Linked DNA regions of Homo sapiens: region 1 is linked to region 2. Evidence: read pairs that join two places in POLR2A ChIA-PET (ENCODE). Cell type or tissue: PC-3. All regions are shown on one strand. Each heading gives the region's core, and the rest is flanking DNA. Links, peaks and the distances in the headings are about the cores only.

Evidence for each region. Peaks named below come from ENCODE experiments on the same cell type or tissue, not always from the same donor. Only the 100,000 strongest peaks of a DNase experiment are listed, where the experiment ranks them.
Region 1: POLR2A ChIA-PET joins it to region 2 with 5 read pairs; 2 of 35 experiments call an interaction of 5 or more read pairs at or near these places.

Annotation. Positions count from the first base shown.
Region 1 is chr2:112,819,148-112,828,022 of GRCh38, forward strand. LOC124907871 (a long non-coding RNA gene) reads right to left here and starts at 5,332. Exons shown (of 2, transcript XR_007087195.1): 1 at 5,114-5,332; 2 at 1-293. In PC-3, for the core only: no CTCF peak of the experiment used is centred there; a DNase peak (open chromatin) is centred at 5,344; H3K27ac peaks cover 861 bases.
Region 2 is chr2:113,216,379-113,224,758 of GRCh38, forward strand. It overlaps PAX8 (paired box 8), which reads right to left. Exons shown (of 12, transcript NM_003466.4): 11 at 3,714-3,800; 12 at 1-2,231. The coding sequence ends at 2,155. Among named protein-coding and RNA genes, the nearest start is that of PAX8-AS1, 16 kb to the right of the region's middle. In PC-3, for the core only: no CTCF peak of the experiment used is centred there; no DNase peak of the experiment used is centred there.

The DNA of each region.
Region 1 (8,875 bases), core at 482-8,481, 400 kb before region 2:
TCAGAATTATTTTAAATTGCTTTTTTTTTTTCTTTTTCGGAGCCAGAACGTGTGTGCATGTGTGAATGTGTGTGTAAGTGTGAGCGTGTGGTGGGTGGGTGGATGTTTTCCTGACTGGAACTCAGTGCTGAAACGGGCCTCACAGTTGCTCATCGTCAGGGATACAGAGGATCCAACAAGGATGAAGTACGCAAGGATTGTCAACCTGTGGGGGATGACTGGCCGCACAGCCCCATGAAGACCACCTGGGCAGCTCCTCTCTCAGGCCTTCTGACTTGAAGAATGGCCAGCTCCTGTGGGGTCAATACAAGAATAACTTATGTGCACAGAAAGAATATTTACAATTACTTGAGCTTAAATTTATGTAATTAAATTTATTATAATTATAAATTTAAAAACATAATTTTCTTTTTCTTTTTCTTTTTTTGAGACAGGGTCTCACTTTGTAGCCCCTGCTGGAATGCAGTAGTACAATCTCAGCTCTCACCGCAGCCTTGACCTCCTGGGCTCAGATGATCCTCCCACCTCAGCCTCCCGAGTAGCTGGGACCACAGCTGTGTGCTACCACACCTGACTAATTTTTTTTTTTTTTTTTGAGGCAGAGTCTTGCTGAGTCGCCCAGGCTGGAGTGCAGTGGGACTATCTCAGCTCACTGCAATCTCCGCCTCCCAGGTTCAAGTGATTCCCCTGCCTGAAGCCTCCCGAGTAGCTGGGATTGCAGGTGTCCGCCACCACACCCAGCTAATTTTTTTGTATTTTTAGTAGAGATGGGGTTTCATCGTGTTGACCAGGCTGGTCACGAACTCCTGACCTCAAGTGATCCTCCCGCCTTGGCCTCCCAAAGTGCTGGGATTACAGGCATGAGCCACTGCACCTGGCCTAATTTTTTTATTTTTAGTAAAGATGAGGTCTGTGTTGACCAGACTGGTCTTGAACTCCTGGGCTCAAGCAATCCTCCTGTCTTGGCCTCCCAAAGTGCTGGGATTACAGGTGTGAGCCACCCTGCCTGGCCCCTAAATTTTCTTCATGCTTTAAGTTCAACTTACAAATCTTACTATCCTATTTATAAGGCCTCTTTTTAATACAACAAAGAGAAAAGCCACTTTTCTTTGAATCAGTGTTCAGTTATGCCATTGCTTTACATCACCAACCTAAATCACAAACAGAGAGAGGCTCTCTAAAAGAAAATGATGTTTGTTTGGGAATAGAGCATTGCAACAGGAATATGCACTTCATAGTAAACTCTGTGCATATTCAGGGTAAGTAAAGAAGACAAAGGTTTTTACAGGAAGACAAAAGTTTTCAAAAGAAAAAAAATGAGCATTACATCACTGTTTTGAAATAGTTATGCTGGGCTACTAAGATCAATAACAAAGATATTGCCAGTCTGAGGTTGGACAGGCAGTTGCTGGGCACATGTCCTTTTAAAGTAGTATTTTTTGTGTAAGGTTGCAATGGCCTTTGTGCAAGGTTTTGTTTTTTGCAGAGTCTTTTTCATGATCAGGGATACAAGTGTGAGAACTCTTTCTTCATGGCCTTCCCTGGCTCCATTTATCAGGGTTTTCTTAACATTAGTGTCTCCATTTTGATTTTCACAACTTTAACACCATATTAAATCCTCCTAAATACTTAACTCTCTTTTCTAGCATAGTTAATTGAGTTCCCTTAAATATTTTAAACTACAAATTTGATATATCTGATTCTTTCAAACACTGCAAGTGCCTGCCAAGGCAGACTTAAAAATCTGATGAATAAAATCTTTCTAGCCATCTAAGCAATCCCTAAAACTCCAAAAAAAAAGAAAATTAAAAAAAAATGTAGTAAATCAGACTCAAAATTCACACACCTTTTACAAACTTAACCACATTGTTTTAGACATTTCAAATTAAAATAGAAGTCTAATGTCAATTACACATTTCAAATTGGAATTACAAGGTAATATTTTATATTCTTTAATGTGCAGAATTGTCTCAGACACATTAAATAACAAAGGCATTACCTGGAGGATTCTAAAACAACACTTATTTGTAAACTTAACACAAAAGCGTTGCTGCAATGGGTTTCCTTTAGGTCATCAGCTCTATGCCTTCCCCCTCCCCGCCCCCGGTGTTGTAAAGCCCTGAACTAAGGGGTGCAAATTGCAGTTAACCACTACAGGTGGTTCCTAGGTCAAAGGTTCTGACACTGAGGTTTCTGAGTCAAAGTTTCAAGTACTTGATATGGGCTGTTGGCTAGTGACTCTGAGACAGGATCATTGGTCTACACTAGCCACAGGGTAACACACTGAGTCATTCTCAGAGTTGGGATCAGGCTCCTAAGTCAGCGAGAGGTCCTAAGACTTTTTAGTTGTGAGTTGGTTTTGTAACCACGTCCCATGAATACCTTTTAAATGTCATGCTTACCTATTTTATCTTATCTGCTTTCAACTTTTTCCATCTGATTTATGTAGGTACAATTTTGCACCTCCTATCTGGTTTGTAGTTAATATCTTTTATTGCTTTATCCTACTCAACTAATTTTTTTAGTGCCTGTTTTTTTTTTTTTTAATGTGTGTTGATGACTACAATTCTAAACTCATTCTACTGATTCATGGGTGCTTTAAAATCTGAGCAGTCTTTCGCATTTACTGCCTGTGATGGCCCATCCCACCAGCTAAAGTGTGTGGCCACTGCTTACAGCACCATGTGATAACGAGTAAGGGAGAGATGCCGCCCAGACTCTTCTAGGAGCAGCCAGTAGGACCTTCCAGGGGTTGCAAGCAAACCACAGCAATATGTGGAGTGTGGCAGAGGATGGCCCCAAGAGGATGTGGCAGCGGCTAGTGCAGCTCAGCTTAGTCTGAGAGGAAATGCTGGAGAGGAGAGCCCAGTCTGTACAGGCATGACAGCCACAAGGACTTCAACAGCTAACATGGCTGAGTGGACTTTATGTGCTATCTCATTCAGAAAACAGGAGCAATCAGAAAGGAGTCACCTCCTATTTGTACCCCAGGAATTGCTAACCTACTTGCATCTGAATGATGTCCATCACTTCCCTTCATCACCTCCTCTGGGGGCTCTGCAAGGATTTGACTCCTGCATTAGTGATCTGTCTCACCTACGTTGTGATTCACATGAACTTACTAATGTGCTATGTGACAACTACCATCTTAAACACAAAAACCCTCTTTTGATTCTGTGGCTCCCTCCAGCTACCCCTGCATTTCTCTGTCCCCCTGCCCCGTCTCTGCACTCACTTTTATTTTACAGCAAAACTACTCAAGGGAGTCTCAGTGCTCCTTGGCTCCATGTCTCCACCTTTCATTCTCTCCTCAGTTCACTCCTGTCAGGCTTCCGTCCTCAAGCTCTTCTTCACTTTTGTTCTAGGGCCGCTGACATCCTCTTTCTTGCCAAATTCAGTGGCCAGGTCCTCACTTACTCAACTGCTCAGCATTGTTGGGCCTGGTGGACCACATTCTCCTTCACCCACCTTTTGCTGCTCTCTCTTCTCTCCAGATGTTTCTCTCTTCTCACTGGCTACTCCTCTTTTGTCTCCTTTGTTAGCTCCATTTCTTCCTTCCAACCTCACTGTGCTGGTGTGCCCAGTGCTCAGTTTTTAGCTATTCTCTCTTTTCCAGTGGCATTCATTAGATGGTATCATGTGACCCATGGCATTATATGCCTTCTACATGACAGTTACTCCTGAATATGAATCTCAGGAAAGATTTGCATTTATTTTTAATTAATTTTTTTAAATTTTATTTTAATAAATGAGGTCTCTCTCTGTCATCCAGGCTGGAGTGTAGTATTGAGTGATGTGATTATAGCTCACTGCAGCCTTGAACCATGGGCTCAAGTGATCCTCCTGCCTCAGCTTCCTGAGTACCTGGGACTACAGGCATGTGCCACCATGCCTGGATGACTTTTTGTGTGTGTGTGTGTGTGTGGAGACAGGGTCTTGCTCTATTGCCCAGGCTGATCACAAACTCCTGGCCTCAAGTGATCCTCTCACCTCAGCCTCCCAAAGTGCTGGGATTACAGGTGTGAGACCATCCTGGGCTAAGATTCAGATTTTGTATTCAATTGACTGTTTGACATCTTCACTTGGACACCTAAGAGGTATCTCAAATATTAATTAACTTGGCCAAAATACAGAACTTTTGACCCCTGCCCCCACAATACTTGCCCCTTCCCCAGACTTCTCCATTTCTGTTAAATATCCCCAGTTACTCAACCCTCAAACCTATGAATGCCCTTTGATTTCTTTCTTTCCCTCATCTCCTACGTTGACGCCATCAGCTAGTTCTGTTGCCTTTATGCCCAGAATATAATCCTCACCACCTTCTCTCCTATTGCCCGAGTCTAAGATGTCAGTCTCTCCTGCACAGTCCATTGCCCTGACCTCCTGAGTGGTCTGCTTCCACTTTTGACATTTCTACTCCTCCTTCCCCCAGGGTCAATTTTTCACAGCAAGAGTGGCATTTTTTTTTTTTTTTTTTTTGAGACGGAGTCTCGCTCTGTCGCCCAGGCCGGACTGCGGACTGCAGTGGCGCAATCTCGGCTCACTGCAAGCTCCGCCTCCCGGGTTCACGCCATTCTCCTGCCTCAGCCTCCCGAGTAGCTGGGACTACAGGCGCCCGCCACCGCGCCCGGCTAATTTTTTGTATTTTTAGTAGAGACGGGGTTTCACCTTGTTAGCCAGGATGGTCTCGATCTCCTGACCTCATGATCCACCCGCCTCGGCCTCCCAAAGTGCTGGGATTACAGGCGTGAGCCACCGCGCCCGGCCAAGAGTGGCATTTTTAAAACCATATATTAGATCATCGCTTTTGTGTTTGGGAACCTCCAAGGGCTTTGCATCATATATCAAGTTGACACCTCTCCTACCCAAGCCTGGCTCTTTCCTGCTCCTCTGTCCTCTCAGCCCCTCCACCCATTGTTCATGCTGCTTCAGCCACACTGGCCTTCTTGCCATGCCACATTTGTGCTAAGCCCACATCCAATCTCGGGGCCTTTGCACTCGCATTTCCTCTGCTTGGCATGCTGTACCCCAGATCTTTCATGATTGGCAGCTTCTGTACATTCAGCCACCTGCTCAAGCCACCCTTTCAGAGGGCCTTCCCTGGCCACCTCACCTGAAATAGCACCTCCGATTGCACCCATCCGGTTATTCTCCATCCTGTTCTCTTGCTTGGTGATTTTCCATCACTGATGAGGAAATGAACCATGGAATGCTAGGGCTGATGACCAGAACTTTCCCCCACCCCCACATTATTACAGAGGAGGAAATGAGGTCGGAGGTAAGATGGGCCCAGGATTTCTACTCCCGCCTGGACTGCAGGCACAGCACTGACCTCAGCTGTGCTCACTCTTGGCATTCACCCAACCCTTCTATCTCCAACTGCCCCATTTACCAGAAAGTGAAATGTTCTCAGAGACGGTGAGCCACCTGACTTGGACAGCAGCCCAGGGCCCCTGGCACCCTGCTTTCTTCCTCCCTGCCATCCTTTCCTCTCCAAGACCTACCTTTCCCTGTGATTCTTGCCCACATGCTGCATTTCATGGTTTTATGACCTGATTTCTGAGAGGGATTTGAATTTTCATGATTATTTATGTAAGCAAATCATTATGCTTATACAAATGAGAAAAGGAGTGCTTCTGGACTTCCCAGGGACAAAATCTTGTCACTTGGCTTGCTTTCATATTGCTAATTAAGGACCCAGGATGTGGGTGAGATGTGCTAAAAGCTGAGAGGAGGCTCTGGACTCTGACTATGGGCCCACACCCCTGGGCAGGCATCACACTAGTCCTTTAGGTCATCCTCAACCCAGCTTCCAGTTGAATCAGATGTTTGTGAATAACTCAGCAAGGCTGTATGGGAAATGAAGAATGAGGTGGGGAAGAGGCCTGTGCAGAAGACACACTGACTTACCCCTCTACCTCTAACTAGGGTGTTGTAGCAGCCACCCACCCACCAAGTCTGTCTTCCAGACCACGTATGCTTTCCTCCACCTTTGCATCTTTTATCTTCTGCCAGCCCAGATGCTTGCTGACTCCAGCCCAAGCCTATAGGATAAGCCACAGCCTGTCCCTACAGACTACGCATTGCAGAATCTAAGACATCAAGTCAAGTTCGGAAGCACTTGCCTTCTCCTCTCCAGGTACACAGGCTCTCCTGGAAAGCTGGTAGCAGCTGTGGAGGTGTGGTGTGTTACCTGCTGCAGGTGCAGAGAAGTTGACTTCACAGCCCTTCAGAAAGACTGCCTTCTTCCAGTTGTATTTGTGTACTTGCTTGGGTGTGGGGAGGATTCTCAGCTTTCTCCACTCAAATTATCAGACCCTTTCCATTTAGTGGTAGACCATTTCCCTCGTCCAGGCCAAGGGCACATAGTACAGAGAAATAGGGAGTTGTTACCCAGGGAGAGAACTTGGCTCTAAACCTGTAATAGAAAGGTCAGTTCTGGTCTGGAGGGTCAATTTTGATCTTTGGCTCAGATCCAGGAATTGGAACCAAGGCTTTTGAACATTTTAATGCAGGGGATTAAAAAAATGATACGAGTCATTCACGAATATATTTGCTTAACATCTAAAGAGATCCCTCAAAACACTAGAAAAAATAAGAACAAAAATCTAATAAAACAAAATTTGTTAAACACATTTACCAAATTTTTTTTTTTGGTAAAAATTCAAATGTCATAAATAAAGCTAAAGTTCCTCTTGATGACTCGCTCCTCTGCCCTATTCCACTCCAAGTAACCACTATTATCAGTCTTGCCAATACCCTTCCAGACCTCTCTACCTCTATATACCATTAGAAGCACATGGTTTTGCATTGAGGATGTGCAGTGTTTTGTTTTACGTAAATGTTATCACTCTGTTCTTGTTCCATAATTTGCCTTTTTCTCTCAATGATTTGCTTGGCTATCTTTCTATTTCAGTAGCATCTCCTTTCTTTTTAACTTACCATTGTTTATTTAACCTTGCCTCTATCAACAGATATGTAGGTTGTTTCTAGTTGATTTCATTAAGTATTTATAAACAACGCATCAGTAGATGTCCATAAATTTCTTTACGGAAGATGGCAAGTAGTGGAATTGCTGAGCCAAAGAACATGTTTAAAAAACCCAAAAAAACTAGACGCTACCAATTTTCTCTCCAAAATGGCCATACCCACTTACCCATACAGAGATGATTTGGAATCTGGCTTCCTCACAAGGTGAGATGCCTTCACAGTTTCATTCTTCCTGGCATGTCTTCCCTTTTGTATCTGAGAGAGCTGGCAGAATTGTGTCACTAAATCAAGGATAGAGGGTCAAATGACAGCTCAAGCTCACAGGCACCTCTGCTTTCTTCCCAGACCACCTGCTTTCCTGCCACCAGCTCTGTTCCATCTTATAGAATGGTTGCCACTTGGGTGTCTGCTCCGACAGCCATGTCATCCTTTGCACTGCAGTTATGAAGCAGACAGAGCTAGGAGAGGGGCTTTGCCAGCCTCTGCCCTAGCTTGGAGAACTTCAAAGAAGGAGGGTATTGAGAGTGAGCTGCCGAAGACTGGCAGCTCCCTCAACTCAACAGTTGTCCTTCCACAAGAAGTCAGATACATTTTTTTGGGATAAAATATTTAAAAATTATTATTTTATTTCTGAATAATATATTTACATGATTCAAAAATCAAACTGTAGGCCAGGCATGGCTGCTTATGCCTGTAATCCTAGCAATTTAGGAGGCCGAGGCGGGAGGATCACTTCAGCCCAGGAGTTCAAGACCAGCCTGGGTAACATAGTGAGACCCTGTATCTACAAAAATTTAAAAACAAAAATTAGTTGGGCATGGTGGCTGATATGGTTTGGCTCTGTGACCCAACTCAAACCTCATGTTGAATTTTAATCCTCAATGTTGAGGGAGGGTCCTGGTGGGAGGTGATTGGATCATGGGGGTGGGTTCTCCCTTGCTGTTCTCATGATAGTGAGTGAGTTCTCACAAGACCTGGTTATTTGAAAGTGTGTAGCACCTCCCCCTTCACTCTCTCACTCTCCTGCTCCGCCATAGTAAGACGTGTGTGTTTCCCCTTTGCCTTCCGCCATGATTGTAAGTTTCCTGAAGCCTCCCAGCTATGCTTCCTGTACAGCCTGTAGAACTGTGAATCAGTTAGACCTCTTTTCTTCATAAATTACCCAGTCTCAGGTCATTCTTTATAGCAGTGTGAGAGTGGATGAATATAGTGCCATATGTTTGTATTCCCAGCTACCCAGGAGGCTGAGGTAAGAGGATTGCTTGAGCCTGGGAGTTTAAGGCTGCAGTGAGCCATGACTGTACCACTGCTCTCCAGCCTGGGTGACAGCGAGACCTTGTCTCCAAAAAAAAAAAACCCAAACTGTGTAAAATGTGTTCATAAAAGTGTCTTGCTCCCACACCTGTCCCTATATATCTTATTCCTCAGCCTCTGACAACTACTTTATTCATTTCTTATGTATCTTCCAGAATCAAAAAAAAAAATCAAATACAAGCACAGTGGAATGTATTGCCCTTCTTCCCCTCCCTTTTGTTACATCAGAGTTAGCATATCATAAATACGGTCTGCATTTTCTTCTTTTTCAGCTATCAGCATGTTTTGGAGAGGATTTCATATTCGTGCAGACAGCATGTATTAGTCAGTCCTTGCATTGCTATAAGGAAATACCTGAGACTGCATAATTTATAAAGAAAAGAGGTTTAATTGGCTCACAGCTTCGCAGGCTGTTCCACAGGAAGCATGGCAGCATCTGCTTCTGGGGAGGCCTTAGGAAGCTTTTACTCATGCAGAAGACAAAGCGGGAGTGGATGTCTTATATGGCAGGAGCAGGACTGAGAGAGAGAGAGAGAGAGAGAAAGGATGCCACATACTTTTAAACAACCAG
Region 2 (8,380 bases), core at 1-8,000:
CCAGCCTCTGTCCTCCCAGCCCTGGAGTCCTTGGGCCCCTTCTATCTGACTCAATCCCAGTGTTGTTTGTCCAGCTGCCCATATTCACCTGGGCATCCCAGCTGCAGGCCCCTGCCCCCTTGTTCCAGCTGTGTCCCACATGGAGAAGGTCCATGTGGACACCAGACAGCCCCCTGGAGTGCAGAGCCCGAGCTGTCACATTGCATTTCCCAGATTTCCTGGAGGTGGTTGGCCTAAAGTGCTAAGTCTCTACAGCCTCCCTCACCTTGTCCTGGCCACACTACACTCTACCTCTCCATTCAGTCAGGTCAAATCTTTAGCAAATCAAAAGAAATTAAATCCCCAGTGGCAGCTCCAGAACCTCCACTGGGTCTAGAACCATTTGGCATCCCTGATGAGGACTCTGGGGTTTTGGGTAAAAGCGTTGGGCTTAGAGTAAGAGGACTTGGTTGAATCTACTACTTTTCATCTTGGACAAGACATCTCATTTTTTTCAAAGCCTCAGTTTCCTCATATGTAAAATGAAGCTGTATGTAAAACAGGGCTAATTTCAGCTTAACTTATATGAAGCCTTCCATACTGTGCCTGGCACACAAGAGAGCCCAGTCTTCTCTCTCCCTTCAGAGCTGTTTATGCAGGCTCCAGTCACAGCTATTCCCGGATCCCTCACTAACCCACCCTGCTGATTCTCTGGCTTCCTGTTAATAACAACAGCAACTCCTTGTGGGGAGTCTATGGTTGGCTCAGTACTGTGCTATCCTTGCATTTGCTCAGTGTTGAAGAACTTGGGATGAGTGAGGTACCCAGCGTTCAACGTGAATTAAAGGCAGAGGGAGAAGGCCAAGCCAGAGCTCTGGGGCATCAGATGGTCCCTTCCAGCCCACGGCCCCAAAGTGAGTTTGTCGGCTACTCAGCTCTGATGTTCTTGGGAGAAAGCCCAGCCCCGGGATGCCTCCTTCCCCAGCCAACCCCAAAGCCTGAGATGAAGAGCAATGGTTTATTGAGTCATGTGGTAATGGCAGGTTGTCTTTAAAAAAAGAAAGAAGCATCAAGGAGAGAAGCCCCACAGGGCAAAGAGAGACATTTCACTCAGAGGCCAAAGTCTGGGGGTTAGAAAGAAGGAAGCTTGACCCAAACAAAGTTTCATTTACAGTATATACAGTCAGGCCTTGGGGGCAGGAGCTGCTGGGGAGCAGAGAGGGACCCTCTATCGCTGGCTTCAGGGGGTGCCTTGGGTCCCTTCAGTAGCTGGTGGGCGTGAGCTGCAGGAAGCACATTTGGCTTGGCAGGAGCTGTCAGGAAGGGGAAGCGGGTTTCCTGCGATTCTGCCTTGTTCTGCCCTGGGTGAAGCCGCACACCACACCTCACCTCCCAGGGGCCCAGGCCCTGTGGAATGTCTGTTTTAAGCTCCCTGGGGCTGGCCTGGCTGACGGCAGCTGCCAAGGGGATGCCGCACTGCAGGAGGACCTGGGGTGGTGCTATACCTTCACAGCAGCAGGCAAAAGAGGTCAGCTGACAGCCTGGTGGAATTTCTGAGGGACTCGCTCCAGCCCTCAGCCCATGCCCAAGAGGGAGGTGTAGAAAGAGCCAAGCAAATGGAGTGGAGAAAGAGGACAGCCAGAGCCTCCGTGTGGGGCAGGCGGGAGGCTGAGGGAGGTGACTCCCTGGGTGGCTGGTGAGGAGAGCCTCGGCACCAGGCTGTGACTTGTGGGCTGGAGGGAAGTGCTTATGGTCCATAATTGCTAGAGTTGTGTTAATAATGGAGCCATGGAGGTGCCCTGTGCACCCCTTGGGCCCGGGCAGGAACCATTCGCCATCCCCCCAAGTTCCTCGGCTATTGCTTCTTCTCTCCTTTGGTGGGTACCGGCTGGGGGCTACATTTCTTCTTCAATTTTGTCTTTTTCAGCATGGCATGGTTCTCTTTCCCTGGGACTCCTGCCCCTCATTAAGGAGTCTTGGAGGACAGTTTGGCCTTGTCCAAGGTCATCCTGTCTTTCATGGTTCATTAAATTAACCACACAGGGAGTGTGCCGCAATGCTGGACTTGTGGTTATTTTTCATGTAATAAATAAAGATTCCTTTGTGTGACTCTCTGGGGCCTGTCCCAGGCTGAGTCCTCCTGTTGCTCAGTCGCTCCCACTGTCCCCATGGCAACTACAGATGGTCAAAGGCCGTGGCAGTGGTGGGCGGTGCACTCGGCCTTGATGTGGAACTGTAATAATATGGGGAACCTGGACACATTAAAAAAAAATAACAACAACACTGCTGGTCAGAAAGGAAAATTGCACCATAGCCTTCCCTGCATCTGCTGACCTTTAAGACAACACAAGTTAATCATTCATTTCTCTGGCCTATCTGATCATCGAAGATTAACTCCTCTCCAGCCCTATTTCCTCCTTCTCTGGCCTCACCTTTGAGTTTCTGGCCAGAATGAGAACAGTGGCTTCTTGCCCCTTCCCCCTATGGCTGCTTTGACCTTCAACACCCTCGTTGCAATAGGGAGAGGGCAATAGAAAACAATTGCATGTGGAACCCCAAAGAATCAAGTGCACTGAGAGGTCATTGGGATCCTCCCTAGCCTTGCCCAAACAGTGCCAGGACAGAGAGTCTTCTTTCTTAAGACCCAGGGAGATTAGACTGCTGAGGGGTCAAAGGGGATCTGGGCTTGACGGCCCTTAAGGTGAGGCTCTGCACACCTGCAGGATGGGCAGCCTGGGGAGGCTCAGTGGGAAGGTGCCTGAACCCTGGCATGTCTCATTGCCCTCGTCTTTTCTGGCTAAATTGAATGGAAAGCTGGGTTGGAGTTGAACTCATCTGGCAAACAGGGCCCAGGTCTGCCACCTTTCAAGTTATTTCTGGAATACAAAGAGGTAATGGGAGGAGAGGGGGTCTTGGGGAATGGATGGTTCCTAGCCTGCAATGGTGCCTGTGGGGTTGGCCATCCTTGGATCACTGCTTCTGTCTGGCTCCGGTTTGCTCTGATACACCCAAGGCCACCACTCAGGGAGGCTCTAGTGGGATCCCTCAAGTCCCCCCATTGGTGGGGTTTTGCTTTGCTGAAAAGCTTCTCTTCCCAGTTCAGGACCCCAGGACAAGAGAGGGGTGAAGAGAAGCCTGGAAGCTCGCTGAAGCTCACTCTCTGGACCTCGACCCTGAATACTGTCTTCATCTCAGGCTAAATATGGGGAATGTGGTGGAACAAAAGATTTCTGTTTAAGGGTTTGGTGCTGAATCATGAGTATTTCTGAGCCACTTAGATGGTTAATGGGGGCAACAGGATGGCATTCTTGAAACTGGCTCCCAGGAAGGAGGGCAGTTACATTCTGGCGGGTGCCCTGCGTCAGTGTCTGCACTGTGGGACTGTAAGCCGTGGAGGCAGGAGGTCCTCTCTTAGGCTTTTCTCAAGTCCTCCCTTGTCCTCCCCTTCAAGGCCTGAGCCCTGAATCTTACACAAAACAAAGATTTAAAAGACATGGGCTTGAGAAGCAGGAGGGAAACGAATGCCTGGAAGCCTCTGGACTTCTGCCCTCTTTCCCCAAACAACCAGGTACACTGCCCTCCTGCTGCCTTCTTCCATCACAAACAGCACCATCTCCCAGGCCCTCTGTATAATCTGAGGACTCCCAGCTTTCAGGTAACCTTTGACCCACCCTTGCCCCCCACCACTCCATCCATCCTGCCCAGCAGAGGCCTGGGCAGCCCCAGGGACTTACTCAGCAAGCTGGAGTTGGGGAAGCGCCAGGCCTCGCTGTAGGAGGAGTAGGGGGTGTGGCCATAGGCATTGCCAGAGTATTCACTTCCTGTTGGAGGCACACAGGGGAGAGGCCTGTGAGGTGAAGGGCATCAATGCAGGGCTGGGGTGTGGGAAGGTCTGCAGGGCTGGCAATGGGCAAGCTCAGGAATGGTTGGGGAGACAGTTGGAGCCACGGCAGGGACAATGGAGCTCAGAAGGTCCCTCTGTCATCCCTTTTGGAACCCATCGATCTGGAAAATTTGGGGCAGTGTCCTTTTCCGTAGGTACTGGAGGCACTGGCTTGACATACTACAGCCCTCCCAGGAGGCCCAGAAGGTAGATGTTATAACTACCCCCATTTTCCAGATGAAGAAACTGAGCCTCTGGGATCTGCGGAAGCTCCCAGAGCTGGAGGGTTTGGTGGAGCTGGGAAACTGTGCTGTGAGTGTAGGGCCCAGGGACTAACTGCTCCTTCTGCTGCCTGGACCTTCTGGAGAAGGGCTCTTCTGGGAGGGCCCCACAGCAGGGGTATGGGGTTAGGGGCCAAAGAGGACATCCATATATATGAACCTTTTAGCCTCGCTAGGTATGAGTGTGTGTGTTTGTGTGCATGGGGGGCTGAGGGGAGGTGTGAGGGTTAAGGATGGGAGAGGAGGGAGAGCCCCAGAGGGCACACACCCTCAGGAAGCTGTGTCCTGGGACTTGGAGTAGTTTGTTGTTCCATCCTGAGTCTGCCGCTTTAAGCAAACTCAACGTATAAATTTACACAAAGTAAATCAGATCACCTCCTTCTGTTAATGGATTCTTGAGTTTTCCAAAGGAATTATTTACCGAAGAAATTACTTAAGAATTCCCTTACATAACAAAAACAAAGTCAAACTGATCACCACAGCTACTACCGGTGCTTGGTAAAGAGCTTAAAGTTTGTAAAGCACTTTCCCATACATTATGATCTTTTATTCTCAAGACTACCCCATGAGGTACTCATGGATACTACCAATTTATAGAAAAGGAAACTGGAGTGCAGCATGATTAAGCAGTTTGCCTCAAATCACACTGTTGTTAAATGTCAGAGTAGAACTCGACCTTAGGGCTCTTGACTCCAAATTGCAGATAATCCCTTTATTCACTTATGCGATAATTCCATTTACAAAGCTAGATTCCTGCCAACCCTGAGACTCAATGAATGTCCACCCAGCCTTTCAGAAACTCACCTACGATTGGGAGCTATGTGGTTCTGAGTCTCCTTCCCCAGACTCTTTGGAGGGGTTGCTCGAAACTCCCTGACTCTGGAGCTGACCTGTCTAGAGTCAAATCCTTACTTCCCATTTCCTGGTTATGTAAACTTGGACAAGTCACTTAGCCTCTCTGAGTGAGTGACTTACAGGTGAACCTTGGTTTCCTTATCTGTAAAATGGGCCAAATAATTATCCCTATCTCATTTGGTTTAATGAGAATTAAATGACAAAATATGTATTAAATGCTTAGCACCATGCTTCAAATATACAGGGAGTGCTCAATAAATCTAAGCTTTTATTATTTTCCCATTAAACAGGTGCGAAAATAAAGCTCAATGGAGGCTTAAATCAGTCATCCAACCAGTCTTAAGGCCTGGGTTGGGGTTAGTGGGAGCTGCTTTATTGCCAGACAAGTAGGCATTTATACAGGAAGAAGAGAGATGAAGAGGAGCAGCCTAAAGCAGAGAAAGGCTACTGGATCCTCTCCTTGTCTAGGAAGTCAATGACGGACTGAGAACACAGTAAGAAAGTTCCTTAGGGGCAGAGACTAAGTCTAACGTAAATCAAGCAAAAAACATGGGTAAAAAAAGGAAGGGGGTAAAGAAGTAAAAAAGCAAAGAAAAAAAAACCTAAGAAATAATCTAATCGAAACATCTATTTAACAGATGAAAAACTAAGAAATAATCTACTCTAAACATCTGTTTAACAGATAACACAGCTGTGACATAGGGAAGTAAAGACATTTGGCCAAGGTCACATATTCAGTGAAAGCCAGAACTAGAACCCTGGCCCCGTCCTTCCACAATGGCACTCTCTCTTGCATCTCCCAGTGCCAACTGCCTCCTGTTTAACTCAGGTCTCCCGGGTTTCAGCCGATTCTCTACTGGCCACACAGCAAGGGCCCTCTCACCTTTTACCACACCCTACCCAATGGCAAACACAGTGAGCTCTAGAGGACAAGGGAGAGAGGTGGAAAACATGATGTGTTTACCCTCTCATTTTGTCACTCATTCATGCATTCACTCACTCACCCACTTATTTATGTATTTAACTACCATTTACCGAGTACCTCAGTCACATGGAACCTGGGGCAGGGGATGGAGCTCGGTAGGTGGTACACACCTGGGTGTGGCATCTTCCCGTCATCAGATGTGCCTACCTGCTTGCAGTCACAGCAGATGAAACGTCTCTGCCCCGATGAAAGGCCAACCCTGCCTCTTTGCTCTGCATCCCACCCTACTCACCTTTCCAAGGATTTGGCCGCTCCAATGATCCCGTTTTCTGTTTCATCAGTCTCTCCCTTCACCCTGCAAACATATTCTGCTATCTTCTGTCTTTAAAAAATCCTCTTCCTATCCCCACATTCCTCTCTAGCTACCAGTGCCTTTCTCTGCCCCATGGTCTCTGCCTTCACCTTCTTATCCCTTCCTATCAGGCCAACTCTGATCCCCTCAAGTCCCCACAGTCTCTAACTCCATCATACCAATGGTCACTTCTATATCCTCAATTCCCTTGACCTTTTAGCTCATCCCTGTCTCATGCCTTTGGGTTTGTGATGCCCAGTCTTCTGTTTGCTTTGTAACTCAGTTGTCTTTCCTACTCATTCTCCTTGCTGTTCCTTCTCTGTTAGAGCTCTAAATTGTTGAAGAACCCCAGGCTTGGTTTCTAGTAGTCTTGTCATTAAATGACAGCTTTGTGCAATGGCTGAAATTTATACTCTAGTCAGGATTCTTTCCTGGCTTCAGACACACATGATGTACCTGCTGACTTATTAAAACTGGACATTTAGTAGGCATCTCAATCATAACACGGCCCAAAAAACTCTTGATTTCCACTTGCCATCTACTACATCACTTCCCCTCCTGGTCTGCCATATATATACTTGCCACCATCATCCATGCCCCAAACCTACAAATGATTCTTGTTTCCTCTATTTTCTCATCCCAACAGCCAATCTACCAGCAAGGTTTGCTGGCTTTGCAACCAAAATATATTTTCAGGGTCTCTTTTTCCCTCCTTCACTGCTAATTCCCTAACTCAAGCCACTGTCATCTCTTGCAAGAACTACTGCAACTGTCCCCTAACTGGTCTTTGTGCTTTCTCTCTTGACTATGTACAATTCATTTTCCTAGAAATCAGAGTAGCCTTTTAAAACTCGACCCAGCCACTACAATTTTGTGCTACCATGCTAAACTAGTTCCTGCCTTAGGTCCTTTGCCCTTGCTGTTCTTTGGTCCAGGGATGGTCTGCCCCAGTTTATCACTTGAATGGTCACTTTGAACACCTTCTCAGAGAGGCCTCCCCTGACAGCCCAATCTAAAGTAGTTATCTCCTCTCCCTGTGGCTCTTTATTACATCATCCCATTTTATTGTCTTCACAGACAATAAATTATTATGTTCATTCATTGACTTATTTATTGTCCATTTGTCTTCACCATTAGGTTATAAGCTCCAGGAATAAAGGAATCTGACTTATTCACTGCTGTATCCCCAGCATCCTATACAGTAGACCTTCAACCAGTATTTGTTAAGTGAAAAAGTGGTAAATGGATGGAAGGATGGAAGGATGAATGAAAGTGTGAATGATGGAAGGATTGATGATGAAAGGATGGATGGGTGAAAAGATGGATGGAAAGATGGACAGATAAAAGGATGTATATATAGAAAGATGTATAGATTAATGGAGGAATAGATTGAAAAGGGGATGAAAAGATGGATATAGGAGAGGAGGGATGGGTGGAAGAATGGATGATGAAAGGATAGATGGAAAGACAGATTAAAGGATAGTTCTATGAAAAGATGAATGGACGAATGAATATGGATGGAAAAATAAAAGGATTGATGGAAAGATGGATGGATGGAAAGATGGATGATAGATAACTGAAAAGACAGATGAATTAAAAGATGGATGGAGGGACCAGGCACAGTGACTCACACCTGTAATCCCAACACTTTGGGAGGCCAAGGCGGGCAGATTGCCTGAGGCCAGGAGTTCGAGACCAGCCTGGCCAACATGGTGAAACTCCGTCTCTACCAAAAATATAAAAATTAGCCAGGTGTGGTGGTGGGTCCCTGTAGTGACAGCTAGTGGGGAGGCTGAGGCAGGAGAATCACTTGAACCCGGGAGGCAGAGGTTGCAGTGAGCTAAGATCACACCACTACACTCCAGCCTGGGCAACAGAGCAAGACTCCGTCTCCAAAAAAAAAAAAAAAAAAGGAAAGATGGATGGAAAGATGGAAGGATCGGTGGAAAGGTGGAGGATGACGGGATGGATGATGAAAGATAGAAGGATAGATGGGAAAATGCATGGATGCGTGGAAAAATGTATGGGAAGATGAATGAGTGGAAAGATAGATGACTGGATGGATCCATGTGTCTGGAGCTGCTGGTTCTGCTCTAGAACTGGTT